Regions from separate parts of the Homo sapiens genome. Here region 1 is linked to region 2. Evidence: read pairs that join two places in POLR2A ChIA-PET (ENCODE). Cell type or tissue: OCI-LY7. All regions are shown on one strand. Links, peaks and the distances in the headings refer to the core of each region. The heading gives the core; the rest is flanking DNA.

The links. Peaks named below come from ENCODE experiments on the same cell type or tissue, not always from the same donor. Only the 100,000 strongest peaks of a DNase experiment are listed, where the experiment ranks them.
Region 1: POLR2A ChIA-PET joins it to region 2 with 16 read pairs; 5 of 35 experiments call an interaction of 5 or more read pairs at or near these places.

The regions. Positions count from the first base shown.
Region 1 is chr12:110,194,988-110,203,325 of GRCh38, forward strand. The region is part of intron 14 of IFT81 (intraflagellar transport 81); the gene reads left to right. Among named protein-coding and RNA genes, the nearest start is that of IFT81, 75 kb to the left of the region's middle. In OCI-LY7, for the core only: no CTCF peak of the experiment used is centred there; a DNase peak (open chromatin) is centred at 4,834; H3K4me3 peaks cover 781 bases.
Region 2 is chr12:110,260,851-110,269,188 of GRCh38, forward strand. No RefSeq gene overlaps it. Among named protein-coding and RNA genes, the nearest start is that of ATP2A2, 16 kb to the right of the region's middle. RefSeq lists an enhancer at 8,250-8,338. In OCI-LY7, for the core only: no CTCF peak of the experiment used is centred there; no DNase peak of the experiment used is centred there.

The sequences.
Region 1 (8,338 bases), core at 273-8,272, 66 kb before region 2:
CTTTTAAAAAAAGTATTTTGTTTCTGATGTGTCTCTTGAATAGATCTTGAATTAGGTTTTGCTGTGTCATATCATCTGAAAGGTTTATTTTAATAGGTAAATTTATATATTTATTAATATGCAGATACATTTGGTTTGGGTGGTATTACTTTATGTTTGGCTTTCAATTTTAAAGCCTATAAAAAATCTCCTTCTCCTCCTTTTTCCCCTCCTCACTCATCCCCTGACTTCTCTCCCTCATGTGTGTGTGTTCTGGCTTATGGTTTAGTTTTAGCCTTTTAACTCTACTATTCATTATTTATTTCTTTAGATGGCATCTATTAATCCCCACTGTGAGAAGTCATGAAATTGATATATTTCTTGTTCCTCCTCCCTTCCTTCCCTCTCCTCTAGCACCTGATTTTAGTAGATCGTATTGTCTTAGTGTTTGCCGTTATACCTTGAATACACTTATAGTATGACTTGTTAGCTTTAAATGATATTCTTTGACATTCCCCCACCCACCTCTAGCAATTAAAAAAATGAGGAAACCAGCTTACTTACTCTGCCTTCCACCTTCTTTTCCCTTTCTTCTTCCTGAAGGCTTTGTTGTATCATTTCTATCTTGTCACTGCATATAACATTTACATTCTCCTCTGTTACCCTACTTCTCGCTTTGGTTTTCAGCTCTAGACCTGTAATTATTAGATCCAGCGCTCATTACCAATTCACTGACTGCCCTTTGTCTCACTTCTCTTTTGATTGCCTGGAACTTGTCCTCTAGTTGAGTCCTCCAAAAAGACTCATAAGAACAATATTCCCTGATGAGTTCTTGCATGTTCTAGTTTATTGCCTAAACATTTCAACAGCCGTTTGACTATTAGATCATGCTTTCTTTCCTTGAGGATTTTTTTTAAGTGTAGCTCGACAATCTTCTAGGGTTAAATGTAGCTATGGAGAGATCTGAGGCCAACTTAATTTTTTTGGTAACTCGATCTTGAAAAGAATGTCTATTTTCCAGTTGTTGAGTACAGGGTTCTCCCTGTGTTCATCAGATCAGGCTTATAAAAGCGGTGTTCTAAACTTCCTAGTGAATGGGTAAAATGTTTCACGGAAACTTTTTCAGATGAAAAGAGTTATGTAGATGGATGGTGGTAATGGTTGCCCAACATTATGAATGTGCTTAATGCCAACTGAATTGCACACTTAAAAAATGGTTAAAATGGCAAATTTTGTTATGTGTATTTTATTACAGCAAAAAACCAAGACAGACCAGGTGTGGTGGTTCATGCCTGTAATCCTAGCACTTTGGGAGGCGAAGGCGGGTGGATCACTTGAGGTCAGGAGTTCGAGACTAGCCTGGCCAACATGGCGAAACTCTGTCTCTACCAAAAAATACAAAAATTAGCCAGCTATGGTGGCACACACCTGTAGTCCCAGCTACTCGGGAGGCTGAGGTGGCAGAATCGCTTGAACCTGGGAGGCGGAGGTTGCAGTGAGCTGAGATTATGCCACTGTGCTCCATCCTGGGTGACAGAGCGAGACTCCGTCTCAAAAAAAGAGAAAACAAACAAAATCTTCCTGGTTAAAAAACAAAAACCAGCCCAGGGTAATAGCACATGCTTATAGTCCTAGCTACTCAGGGGGCCAAGGCAAGAGGATGACTTGAGCCTAGGAGTTCAAGACCAGCCTGCACAACACAGTGAAACCTTGTCTTTAAAAAAAGAAAGAAGGAAAAAAACTTCCCGTTGAATTTTATGTTCTGTCTTTATTTTTAAACTTTATTCCTTATTATGGTACGTAATGGTTTTTGCCTTAGAGTATTATTTTGTCTACTATTAAAGCATATATGCCAGCTTTCTTATGATTAGTATTGCTTCTTATTTCTGTTTGCTTTCAGCTTCCTATGTCCTTATTTTTGTCTTATGTATGTCTCATAAATAGCATGTAGGGCCAGGCAGCAGTTGCTCATGACTGTAATCCTAGCACTTTGGGAGGCTGAGTTAGGAGACTCTTGAGCCCAGGATTTCAATACCAGCCTCGGCAACATAGCAAGACTCCATCTCTACAAAAAGTAAAAAAATTAGCTGAGCATGGGAGCACACATCTATAGTCTTAGCTATTGGGAGGCTGAGGCAGAAGGATAGCTGGAGCCCAGGAGTTCGAGGTTGCAGTGAGACCTGATAGCACCACTGCATCCAGCCTGGGTGAAAGAGTAAGACCTGCACTCTAGGTAGATAGATAGATAGGTGAGTGGGTAGATAAGTAGATAGGTAGGTAGGTAGATAGATAGATAGATAGATAGATAGATAGATAGATAGATAGATGTATTTTGTGTGGGTGTAGTTTCTTACATCCAGTTTGAGAATCTGTCTTTTAAGTGGTAAGTTTAATCTCATTTATGTTTACTCTAATTTTTGAAGCATTTGAATTTTTTTCTATTTTGTACATCCTGTTATTTACTGTGTTTTCTCTTTGCTTTTTTTTTTTAACCATCCATTGTACCAATCCTGTTTTCTTTTCTCTTTTTTCCCTTTTTTCTGTTTTTTTATCTTCTATTCTGATATTATTTATTCTTAGGTTTTTATCATATATATATATATATATATATATATATACCTCACTTAACAAAGTCTAAAGTTGTTAACATCTCCACAATACAGGAACCTTAGAATAATTTGACACCCTCTTCTACCTTACATGTGCGTTGTTATCCTCCGGCATTTTTTTTATTTATTTGTTTGTTTTGTTTATTTATTTATTGAGATGGAGTTTCACTCTTGTTGCCCAGGCTGGAGTGCAATGGCGCAACCTTGGCTCACCGCAACTTCCGCCTCCTGGGTTCAAGCAATTCTCCTGCCTCAGCCTCCCGAGTACCTGAGATTACAGGCATGCACCACCACACCCGGCTAATTTTGTATTTTTAGTAGAGATGGGGTTTCTCCATGTTGGTCAGGCTGGTCTCGAACTCCTGACCTTAGGTGATCCGCCCGCCTCAGCCTCCCAAAGTACTGGGATTACAGGCATGAGCCACCGTGCCCAGCCCTTATTTCTTTATTTGTACATCTCTAAAAGTAGTTGTTATGGTGGTTGTTAGTATTATAATTACAACTTTATATAATCATTTCCTGTTTAGATTTACCTATATATTTAGCAGTTTTCACCATCACTGCTTGTATTTTACTCCTTATTTCTGGATTCAGTTTTCTTTTTCCTGAAATACAATTTCCTTGTTTTGTGAGTGTGCGCGTATGTGTGTGTTTAGTGTTCGCAGTAAAGAATCATTACAATAAGTAAGCCATCTTTTTTTTTTCTTCTTTTAAATAATGGCTTGGTCAGAAAAAAAAAATTTTCATGCTTTCTTTTATTTTGTTGAAGGGTCGGCTATCAGTTTATCATTTATTTTTAGGTAATATCTTCCCTATAACTGGTTTTCATATTTTTATCTTTTTCTTTGGTGTTGTCCAGATTTCAGTACCATGTTTTGAGTGTATATTTAGTTTTATTTACTTTTCTGAATTTGTGTTTTGTGTCTTCCATGAATTCTGGAAAAAGTCTACATAATACTTTCAGATATTTTCTCTCCCATTTTTTGCGGTCTGTTTTCCAGCTACTCATACTAGAGATATGTTAGAGGTATTTATTCTGTTCCCTGTTACTTCATCTCACTTTCATATTTTTGTCTCTCTGTGTTGAATTCTAGATAATTTCTTCAGCTCTGTGTTTTAGTTCATTCTTTTATTTCCTCAGAGGTGTCTAATATTGTTTATTTCATCCACTTAATTTTTAATTTCAATGACTGTCTTTTTCATTTTTATTTTTTCTCACTTTTTCTTTCTTTCTTTCTTTTTTTTTTTTTCTTGAGACAGAGTCTTGCTCTTCGCCCAGGCTGGAGTGCAGTGTTGCAGTCTCAGCTCACTGCAACCTCCGTGTCCCGGGTTCAAGCCATTCTTCTGCCTCAGCTTCTTGAGTAGCTGGGACTACAGGCATGCGCACCACGCCTGGCTAATTTTTGTATTTTTTGTAGGGACAGGTTTTCACCATGTTGGCCAGGATGGTCTCAAACTCCTGACCTCAAGTGATCCGGCCACCTCCGCCTCCCGAAGTGCTGGGATTATAGGCATGAGCCACCGCACCTGGCCTCACTTTTTGTAATCTTTTGTTTTCAGTTCCTCCTTTATAGTTTTTATTATTTTAAATATACTTATTTAGTTGGCTTATTTCTAGTATCCAAAGTTCCTTTAGGTATGGTCCTGTTATTTATATCTTCTGATTCTCACTCCTAATGAATTGATTTTTCCCTTACATGTTTTATACTTTGGGACTGTGAGCTTTCATTAACAGAGCTTTGTCTCTTGAATCCTGGCAGCCAGGATGGAAGGTGTACACCTCTACAGTGGTTTTTCAGTTTTTCTGTTTTAGAAATATCACAAACTTGGAGCTAATATTGAGTTAATTTCTCAGCTTGGAAGTTCCTAGACCATGTAGATAGGGTAAATTCAAACTCCAAAGCTGCCTGAGGACAGCTATGATCACTGTCACAGCTGCATAGTGATCCGTTTGACCATAAGATTTGCGACCAAAAAAAGGATTTTATCAACTATAGCACCTTCATCTCAAGAGACCAGCAGCTACCTAAGTACGTAGGCTCTGCAGCCCCTTTTCCCACTTTGGATGTGACTTTCACCTTTGAGAGCCTTGGGTGTCTGTAAGGTCACTTTGATACATAGAAGCTACATCCCCTTTCTTCCAACAATCTTTTATTCTGTACTAGTGACCCCAGCCCAGATGCAGTCCCACACAACAAAGGCAGCATACACATTACTCATCTGTGCTAACTATCCTGTTTCTAAGGAAACCGTGCAGCAGGAAACCACGGTCATGAAACCAAGGTCATTCTCGGGATGGTGTTAACCCTTTACTCACAGGTTCACAAGTTGAAAACAACTTAAGGTTTACTATGGGGTCCTCAGTTCTAACTTCCCACTCTGCATAGACCCAAGGCTTTGCATCTGCTCTGCCTGAACATTAAAATCACTGTGTTACCAAGACTGACCATTCCCAATTCCTTTCACCAAGGGTAGCCATAATGTTACCCTTTCTTTTTGGTCCTGTTAATTTCTTTTATTTCTTTGAGAGTTCAGTTCAGCTTGGGATCTGAAAGGATGTTGCTCTGTCTTACCAAGCATTTGTAGATGCAGGCATGCATCACTTAATTATGAGGATACGTTCTAAGAAATGCATAATTGAGTGATTTCATCATTGTGCAAACACCATAGAGTGTACTTACACAAACCTAGATGGTATAGCCTATTCATATCTAGGCTATATGGTAGATATATTGCTCCTAGGCTACAAACCTGTACAGCATGTGACTATACTGAATACTGTAGGCAGTTGTTACACAATGGTAAGTATTTGTGTATCTACACCCATCTAAACATAGAAAAGGTACAGTAAAATTATGGTATAAAAGATTTAAAATGGTATGCTTTATAGGGAACTTACCATGAATGGAGCTTGCAGGACTGGAAGTTTCTCCGGTTGAGTCAATGAGTGAGTGGTAAGTGAATGTGAAGGTCTAGGACATTACTGTACACTATGATAGACTTTGGAAACAGTGTACACTTAGGCTACTCTAAATTTATGTAAAATATTTTTTTAAAAAAATAAAGTAACCTTAGCTTACCGTAGCTTTCTTGGCCGGGCACGGTGGCTCACGCTTGTAATCCCAACACTTTGGGAGGCTGAGGCAGGCGGATGACGAGGTCAGGAGTTCCAGACCAGCCTGGACAACATAGTGAAACCCCATTTCTACTAAAAACACAAAAAAATTAGCTGGGTGTGGTGGCACATGGCTGTAATCCCAGCTACTTGGGAGGTTGAGGCAGGAGAATTGCTTGAACCCGGGAGGCGGAGGTTGCGGTGAGCCGAGATCCCGCCACTGCACTCCAGCCTGGGCGACAGAGCAAGACTCTGTCTTGAAAAAAATTAAAAAAAACTTTTCTTACTTTATAAACTTCTAATTAAAAAAAAAATTGACTTTTTTGTAATAACAGCTTAAAACACAAGCACATTGTATAGTGGTATGAAAATATTTTATTTCTTTATATCCTTCTTTTATATGCTTTTTTCTATTTAAAAAAATTTTTTTGGCCAGGTGCAATGACTCATGCCTGTAATCCCAGCACTTTGGGAGGCCAAGGCGAGCAGATCACCTGAAGTCAGGAGTTCAAGACCATCCTGGCCAACATGGTGAAACCTTGTCTCTACTAAAAATACGAAATTATCTGGTCATGGTGGCACATGTCTGTAGTCCCAGCTACTTGGGAAGCTGAGGCAGGAGAATCGCTTGAACCCGGGAGGCAGAGGTTGTAGTGAGCCAAGATCGTACCATTGCATTTCAGCCTGGGCGACAAGAGAAAGCTCTGTCTCCAAAAAAAAAAAAAAAGGTGAAAAATTTTTGTTTTTTGTTTTTTTTTGAGACAGGGTCTTGCTCTTGTCGCCCAGGCTGAGTGCAGTGGCACCATCATGGCTCACTGCAGCCTCAACCTCCCGGCCTCAAGCAGCTCTCTCACTTCAGCCTAAGGAGTAGCTGGGACCACAGGCACATACCACCAAGTCTGGCTAATTTTTATTTATTTATTTATTTATTTATTTTGTAGAGGTGGGGTCTTGTTATGTTGCCTGTGCTTGTCTCAAACTCCTGGGCTCAAGCGATCCACCCGCCTTGGCCTCCCACAGTGCTGGAATTACAAGATTGTGCCACCACACCCAGGCTTTTTTCACTTTTTAAACTTTTTTGTTAAAAACTAAGACACACACCTAGGCCTACACAGCGTCAGGGTAATCAATATCACTGTCTTCCACCTTGAAACATCTTGTCCCACTGAAAGGTCTTCAAGAGCAATAACACACATGAAGATGTCATCTCCTGTAACAATGCCTTCTTCTGGATGCCTCCTGAAGGACTTGCCTGAGGCTGTTTCACAGTTTATTTTTTATAAGTAAAAGCAGTACACTCTAAAATAACAATAAAAAATATAGCATAGTAAATACATAAACCAGTAACATAGTAGTTTATTATCATCAAGTATTATATACAGTACATAATTGTATTGCTATACTTCTATACAACTGACAGTAGATTGGTTTACACCAGCATCACCACAAACACATGAGTAATTTGTTGCACTATGGCATTATGATGCCTATGATATCACTAAGGTGAAAGGATTTTTTCAGCTCCATTATAATCATATGGGACTGCCATCATATATGTGGTCCGTTGTGACTGAAACATCATCCCATGCATGACTGTACTTTTAGCATTTCTAGGTGTTTGTAGCAGGAGATTTTCAAATTATCCCATTCAAAATACTACATTAGAAGAAACTTTGAAACAACTTAAAGAAAACAAAATTTAAATTTCCTCCCTGCCCCCTTGCAATAAAGAAACTGCTTAACCTGAATTCAAATTGTGATTCCACCTTTTTTTTTTTTTTGAGATGGAGTCTCACTCTGTCGCCAGGCTGGAGTGCAGTGGTGTGATCTCGGCTCACTGCAACCTCCACCTCCCAGGTTCAAGTGATTCTCCTGCCTCAGCCTCCTGAGTAGCTGGAACTACAGGCACGTGCCACCATGCCCAGCTAATTTTTTTGTATTTTTAGTAGAGATGGGGTTTTACCATGTTGGCCAGGATGGTCTCAATCTCTTGACCTCATGATCCGCCCACCTGGCCTCCCAAAGTGCTTCAATTACAGGCGTGAGCCACCATGCCCAGCAGACTCCACCTTTTCTTAGCAGTATAATCTTTGGCAAGGTACTTGTTCTCCCTGAACTTTCTGCAAGCATTATATGGTGGTATTAATATCTCTTTTGAGGTGCCGTTTTGAGATTTAGTTATTGTCAGTGGTACATTTCAAACACCCTAGAATGTTTTACGAAGTTCTTCTAATTAAGCCCCTGCCTAGGTCTTCAGCCTCCCCTCACCATTTCCCAGAAATAAACCAGCATAGGCTGGGTGCGGTGGCTCACGCTTGTAATCCCAGCACTTTGGGAGGCCGAGGTAGGTGGATCACCTGAGATCAGGAGTTCAAGACCAGCCTGACCAACATAGTGAAACCCCATCTCTACTAAAAATATAAAAATTAGCCAGGCATGGTGGCACATGCCTGTAATCCCAGCTGCTTTGGAGTCTGAGGCAGGAGAATCGCATGAACCCAGGAGGCGGAGGTTGTAGTGAGCCAAGATCGCACCATTGCACTCCAGCCTAGGCAGTAGAGTGAGACTCCGTCTCAAACAAACAAACAAACAAAAGAAATAAATAAACCAGCATAGTAAACTACTTATAAGTTTC
Region 2 (8,338 bases), core at 212-8,211:
GCGCGGTGGCTCACGCCTATAATCCCAGCACTTTAGGAGGCCGAGGCAGGTGGATCACGAGGTCAGGAGATGAAGACCATCCTGGCTAACACAGTGAAACCCCGTCTCTACTAAAAATACAAAAAAAAATTAGCCGGGTGCGGTGGCGGGCGCCTGTAGTCCCAGCGACTTGAGAGGCTGAGGCAGGAGAATGGTGTGAACCCAGGAGGTGGAGCTTGCAGTGAGCCGAGATCGCGCCACTGCACTCCAGCCTGGACGACAGAGTGAGACACAGTCTCAAAAAAAAAAAAAAAAAAAAAAAAAAAAGCCAGGTGCAATGGGAGGCCGAGGTGGGCAGATCACCTGAGGTTGGGAGTTCGAGACCACCCTGACCAACATGGAGAAACCCTGTCTCTACTAAAAATACAAAATTAGCCAGGTGTGGTGGCACATGTCTGTAATCCCAGCTGCTCGGGAGGCTGAGGCAGGAGAATTGCTTGAACCCAGGAGGCGGAGGTTGCGGTGAGCCGGAGATAGCGCCAATGCACTCCAGCCTGGGCAACAAGAGCGAAACTCCGTCTCAAAAAAAAAAAAAAAAAAATTGGCAGGCTGTGTACACGATAAACCAAAATGGGGGAAAATTAAGGACAAAAAAAGACCCAATAAATTTGTCATTACCTTCCTGTGGAGTCAGATGCTATTATCTTTCCCTATTCCCAAATTATCCAACTGGGTGTCTTTTTGGTAGAGCCTTAGGCTCCAGAGAGGAAAATTAGGTTCATCATGAACCCCCTTTAGGGATGACACCTCATTTTTCCAAGGCTAATTCAAGATAGGTTAGTTAATTGATATAATTGATACAGGTTCCAGCCTGACCATGTTTCTTTATTTCTTTTTTTGAGACAGGGTGTCACTCTGTCGCCCAGGCTAGAGTGCACGGCTCACTGCAGCCTTGACCTCCTGGGCTCAAGCCATCCTCTCACCTCAACCTTCTGAGTAGCTGGGACCACAGGTGTCCACTACCACACCTGGCTAGGTTCTCATATTTTTTGTTTACTTGGGAGGCTGAGGTGGGAGTATCTCTTGAGCCTGGGAGGTGGAGGTTGCAATGAGCGAGATCGTACCACAGCACTCCAGCCTGAGGTGACAGAGCAAGGCCCTGTCTCAAAAAAGAAGAAAAAAGAAAAGACTGAAACTTTCTGGTCTTTCATGGGGCATAGAGGGAAGATCTGAGCAAGCACTCATCCTTCTGTGACTTGGAAATTGAATCCTGCATGACTTGGGGCCTTTCCCTTTTAAAGCTCAGTGATATTAAATGCTTAGAGCAGGTAACCCTGAGGAGCAGGAGCACTGAGAAGTTTCCACCAAAGGTTTAGATTCCATGCACTTGGGCCTCTAAGAGCCGGTTTTATGCCCTTCAGTGGCCTCAAGAACAGAATGACAGAATGAGGTCGATAGACTCCTTCTGACAGTTACATCTCCCTCCTTGGAAGAAAGAGGAGGAAAATAACAAGTAGCAATGCTTCCCAATTTTAGGAAGTGAAAAATAATGGCCAAGCACAGGTGGCTCACATCTGTAATCCCAGCACTTTGGGAAGCCGAGGCAGGAGGATCGCTTGAGCCCAGGAATTCAAGACCTGCCTGGGTAACATAGTGAGACCCTGTCTCTACACAAAATTTTTAAAAATTAGCTGGGCATGATGGCGCATGCCTTTAGTCCCAGCTACTTGAGAGGCTTCGATAAGAAGATCGCTTGAGCCCAGGAGGTGAGAGGCTTCGATAAGATCGCTTGAGCCTAGGAGGTCAAGGCAGCAGTGAGCTATAATTGCACCACTGCACTCCAGCCTGAGCGACAGACTGAGACTCGGTCTCAAAAAAAAAAAATTACTATTCATCCTAAAAGAAAGAAATCCTGTCATCTGCTAAAACATGGATAAACCTTAAGGACATTTGGCTAAGTGAAGTAAGATAATCACAAAAGAACAAATACAGATACTGCATGATTCCACTTATGTAAGGTATGTAAAGTAGTCAGACTCTTAGAAACAAAGTAGTATGGTGGTTGCCAGGGAACCAAGGGAGGGGGCAATGGGGAGTTGTTCAATGGATATACAGTTTCAATTTTGCAAGATGGAAAAGTTCCAGAGATCAGTTGCGCAAGGTGCGTATAGTTAACACTACTGTACTACTGTACACTTAAACATGGTTAAGATAGTAAATTTTATGCTACGTTTTTGACCACAAAAGAAAAAAGGAGGTGAATCGAATTACACATGTGCCAAGGGCTGGCTCGGTAATGAATCTTGGGGTGGAACCCTGTTTGTTGTGCAGGTGTACCCCACATGCGTGGCTCGGCAGGCTCCCCTGCCAAACCTCACCAGTCCACCTGGTCCACCTGGAACAGATTATCTGAAAATCTCGAAGCACCATCTTCACACATATTGGCCATTTTCCATGATACCCCAAACGGATTTTGTTCTTCAGAACTTTTGCAAATCAGTTATGCACTTCAACTCTCCAATAATAATGACAAAATTAGTAACTAGTATTTACTGAAAACTTATTCCAAAGGAATTACATCATATATGAGTAAGGTGAAAATTAACTGTAGTCAAACAACCTTTGAAAGTACCTTAAATTGCCAACAAAATACAACATACATGATCTAGTGTGAACCGCAGCCCTATACAGTAATTCCCAAGCAAACTTAAAGCTTTAGAATGATTGAGGTAGCTCAGAGCAAAAACCAAAAGGAAAGGTGATATGTAGATGTCTGGGCACTCACATCATTCTATCTTTAAGATAACAGAAATATTTTAAATGGGGAATCTGGGAGAGGGGTGGCTGAGTGAAAAATTTCTGCTGACCTGCAGGTTTTACTAAATTCTCTTTTAATATTAAAGCTCTATCAAAAGTCTGACAATTGACCGGCTGCAGTGGCTCACGCCTGTAATCCCAGCACTTTGGGAGGCCGAGGCGGGCAGATCACTTGAGGTCAGGAGTTCGAGACCAGCCTGGCCAACATGGTGAAACCCCGTCTCTACTAAAAATACAAAAATTAGGTGGGCTTGGTGGCGGTGCCTGTAATCCCAGCTACTTGGGAGGCTGAGGCAGGAGAATTGCTTGAACCTGGGAGGCGGAGGTTGCAGTGAGCTGAGATTGCACCACGGCACTCCATCCTGGGCGTCAGAGTGAGACTCGGTCTCAAAAAAAAAAAAAAAGGAAAGGTAGTATGAATGTCTGGGCATTCATACCATTCTATCTTTAAGGTAACAGAAATACTCCAAATGGGGTTTCGGGAAGAGGAGTGGCTGAGTGAAAAATTTCTGCTGACCTGCAGGTTTTACTCAATTCTCTTTTAATATTAAAGCTCTATCAAAAGTCTGACAATTGGCCAGGTGCTGTGGCTCATGCCTGTAATCTCAGTGCTTTGGGAAGGCGAGGCGGGCAGATCACCTGAGGTCAGGAGTTCAAGACCAGCCTGGCCAACATGAAACCTCGTCCCTACTAAAAACACAAAAATTAGCCAGGTGTGGTGTTGCACGCCTGTAATCCCAGCTACTTGGGAGGCTGAGGCAGGAGACTCGCTTGAACGCGGGAGGTGGAGGTTTCAGTGAGCCGAGATCGCGCCACTGCACTCCAGCCTGGGTGACACAGTGAGACTCCATCTCAAAAAAAAAAAAAAAGTCTGGCAGTTGAGGCCAGGCATGATGACTCAAATCTGTAATTCCAGCACCTTGAGAGGCCAAGATGGGAGGATCACTTGAGCGCAAGAGTTCAAGACCAGCCTGGGCAATATAGAGAGACCCCCTCCCCACAACGCTGCCATTCTACAAAATATTTTAAAAATTTAGCTGGGCATGGTGCTGTGCATCTGTGGTCCCAGCTACTCAGGAGGCTGAGGTGAAACAATTGCTTGAGCCCCGGAGTTCGAGGCTGCAGTGAGCCATGATCACGCCACTGCACTCCAGACTGGGTGACAGAGCAAGACCCTGTTTCAAAACAAAACCAAAAAAACTGACAATTGAGAAATGGTCATCAGCCAGTATCCCTGCAGTGCCAGACCCCATGGCAATGCCAGCCTTCACTGTCTTCAACATGGGAACAGCCTTCATGGTAGGAAAGAGAGCCTGGGACCTGATTATCATGTAAAGATAAATTCTCCACAGTGCAGAGCAGACAGGCAATTTACAGGTACCTGTAGCATAAAATTTAACAGCCATAAAAGAAGCTTTATCCATTTTGGAAACGGGGAAAAAAAACAAAGCTGAGTCTTTTGGAGAAGAAAGATAAAGTGAAATTTCATCTTTGATTTTCTCTGGGAAACATTGTAAACTAGTTAAAAGACAGACTGCAGAGGGAAGGAAACAATGAGAATTTCAGCTTTTTCTCTGTCCTTTTACTTGTTTATTTTAAATATATATGTAACTATAAAGCAAGAAAATGGAAGTCACTAGAGTTACATGTATCTACACTTGTATTTTTAGCTTTATATGAATAAACCTACAAAAAAAAAAAAAACCCCAGGCCAGGCGCAGTGGCTCACGCCTGTAATCCCAGTAATCTGGGAGGTCGAAGAAGGCAGATCACTTGAGCTCAGGAGTTCGAGACCAGCCTGAGCAACATGGAGAAGCCCCATCTCTACAAAAAAATGCAAAAATTAGCCGGATGTGGTGGGGCATGCCTGTAATCCCAGCTACTCGGGAGGCTGAGGCGATTGCTTGAGCCTGAGGGGCAGAGGTTGCAGTGAACAGAGATTGCTCATGGGTGATAGAGAAGACTCTGTCTCAAAAAGATAAATAAATAAATAAATAAATAAATAAATAAATAAATAAAAATTTTAAAAAACATAATAGTGAGTAAAACAAAACAAAATGCCGGATATGTACAAAATTTGTAAGTTTTGTGTAAACTATGAAAAATACCAGATAATACAGTTTGCATTGTTTTGTTTTGTTTTTGTTTGTTTTGAGACAGACTCTCGCTCTGTCGCCCAGGCTGGAGTGCAGTGGCACTATCTCGGCTCACTGCAACCTCCACCTCCCAGATTCAAGCAATTCTGCCTCAGTCTTCCGACTAGCTGAGATTACATGCAAGCGCCACCACACTTAGCTAATTTTTGATTTTTTTTGGTAGAGATGGGGTCTCACCATGTTGGCCAGGCTGGTCTCGAACTGCTGACCTCGTGTGATCCACCCACCTCGGCCTCCCAAAGTGCTGGGATTACAGGTGTGAGTCACCACGCCTAGCCCATTGTTGTTTGTGGATATACTTATCTATAGTAAAAATACAAGAATATGCATGAGAATGATAAACCCCAAGTTCAGGATAGAGGTTACCACTGGGAAAGAAAGGTCGAGAATGAGTTTCAAGGAACATACAAGGAACTTCAGTTCTAACAATAATGTTTTATTTCTAAATGGTGCATAGATGAGTGTTTATTATATTATTATTGTACTTTTTTCTGTGCCTGAAATGTGTCTTAGTTTTAAAAACGGGGGTGGCGGGAATTTGAAGCCTCTATACCTTCAATAATGTCTCTGTATCTTCCATAACGTTAATGGATATGTTTGTTGTTACAAGATTAAATCAAATGGTTTACGTTTTAGGAGGGCTGGGCCTTAAGATCAGCCTAAGATGAAGGTGCCTGCAATGTCTCTCTACTAGTGCTGCCAGCCACGTGCAAGGCACATCACATGCACAGTCTCTCATGTAACTCACACGAAAACTACATGAGGTAGATTCAATTATCCACTCTTTATAATTGAGGAAATAGGGACACAGATTAAGTAGCTTGCCTAAGAGCATACAGTATTACCTGGTGCCTGCAATTCTCTGAATTTGTCTCTCCACGTTTTCCAAAAGGTGATGTTTTGAAGACTGTGATAATATTGAATCATGTGACTGGAAAAACAGGGCAAATCACAAGTTAAAACACACCCCCTGTCTAACATGTGCAAAGCCCTCTCTGAGGAGTCTCATTAGCCTGGAGCCTGGTTCTAATGCACTAAGCCCTTTACCTTCCCTCCCCACTGGACCCCCTTTTTAATTGACATTTAATTGCCTGTGGTCAGATCTCCTCCAATCCCTGTGCCTCTGGGCCCCTGATCTTAGGGGACTTGGGGAGCTAGACCTATATTTTCTTGGATTTCCACTGACTTCCCATTAAATTATTATCCCTGGGTACAGTGGACTCCGTGTGCATGTGTTGCTTTATTTCGCCTTTAAAGCATACAGCTTTAATTGGGCAATCACAATGCCTTTCTCCCATTATCGTCAGCAGGGAAGTAAGTAATCAAGCTCCCCATCTTAAAACTTCGGTAAAATGAGGTCAGCAAGATGTGTGGTATTGACATGGCACCCAGCAAAGGAAAATGACTCTTGGTGGCTCACATTGTTGTGGGGCTTGTTTGCGTTGCTGTGCAGTTGTAATGGAAAATGAATAAAAATAAAAATCCCGGGGCCCTTTTTGGCCAGCACTTGGGAAGTTAATCCCACTGTCCTGGCAGAATTCCAGCTCAGGTCACTGCATTCAGCTGGCGGAAGCCTCCTTGTGCAGCTTTCAGTGGAAGGGGAACTCTGCTTTACCACTTTTCTCAGCAACATGTGCTGCAAATTAAGCAGCTGTCCCTTCCCCACCCTGGACAGGGCTGCATTTCGTGACTCAGAATGATCCTCTCTCCCCTTGCCACAGCGGGGAGTAGGGACAGATCTGGGATCAGGAAATTAAACTGGTCCAAGAACCAGTTGAGGAGATATTTGCTATAATAAAAATCTTTGTGGGTCTCTGAGTGCTTCTGCGCAGTCAGAGAATCACAGATTCCTAGCATTAAAAGGTTTTCCAGGAGTCGTCTAGTTTCTTTCTAAAACCCCATGCATACATTCCCTCCATTTGTTTTATAACATTTTATTATGCAAATTTAAAGTGTTTCTATACCTGAAGTACTTAGAAGTTTTCTCTCCCCTCCTCACCTATCTACTTTTTTTTTTTTTTGAAATGGAGTCTTGCTCTGTCACCCAGGCTGGAGTGTAGTGCCGTGATCTCGGCTCACTGCAACCTCCACCTCCCGGGTTCAAATGATTCTCCTGCCTCAGCCTCCCAAGTAGCTGGGATTATGGGCATGTGCCACCAAGCCCCGCTAATTTTTGTATTTTTAGTAGAGACAGGGTTTCGCCATGTTGGCCAGGCTGGTCTCAAACTCCTGACCTCAAGTGATCCACCCACTTTGACCTCCACACCTATATAGTTTTGTTGCTTCTTTTCATTGTTTTACAGACTTTTAAAAAAATGTTTAACACTCTTTCCAATATGAAATGTATTGCATTTCTTTTCTTTTCTTTTTTGAGACAGAGTTTCACTCTTGCTGCCCAAGCAGTGGTGCGATCTCAGCTCACTGCAACCTCTGCCTCCCGGGTTCAAGCGATTCTCCTGCCTCTACAGGCACCTGCCACCATGCCTGCCTGGCTAGTTTTTTGTATTTTTAGTAGAGACGGGGCTTCACTATGTTGGCCAGGCTGGTCTCAAATTCCTGACCTCAGGTGATCCACCCACCTCAGCCTCCCAAAGTTCTGGGATTACAGGCATGAGCCACAGCGCCCAGCCGGATTGCATTTCATGGTGTTAGAAATAGATCCAAGCTAATTCTTCTCCCTACAAATAATCTTCTATTCCCAAAGATGTTTATTGAATAGTGATTTCTAATTTGTGTGACTTAACCTCTCTGAGAATCAACTTTCAGTACCTGGAAAAATAGGAATGATAATGATACGTACCAGACAGGCTTGTCCTAAGGATGCACTAAGACAACATGTGAAAAGGTCCCAGCACATTGCATGCATGGCAAATGCATGTCTATTAAATGGTGTCTTCCTTTTTGTCCCTTCCTTCTTTTGATTTATTTATTTATTTATTTTTATTTTTTGAGACCGAGTCTCGTTGTGTCACCCAGGTTGGAGTGCAGTGGAGCAATCTCAGCTTATTGCCACCTCCACCTCCCGGGCTCAAGCAATTCTCCTGCCTCAGCCCCCCAAGAAACTGGGACTACAGGTGAGCGCCACCACACCCAGCTAATTTTTGTATTTTTAGTAGAGAGAGGGTTTCACCATGTTGGCCACTCTCATCTCAAAGTCCTGATCTCAAGTGATCCGCCCACCTCAGCCTCCCAAAGTGCTGGGATTACAGGTGTGAGCCACCACACCCGGCCTCCTTCCTTCCTTTTTTTTTTTTTTGAGGCAGAGTCTCTGTCACCCAGCCTGGAGTGCAGTGGCATGATCTCTGCTCACTGCAACCTCCGCCTCCCGAGTTTAAGGGATTCTCCTGCCTCAGCCTCCCAAGTAGCTGGGATTACAGGCGCATGCC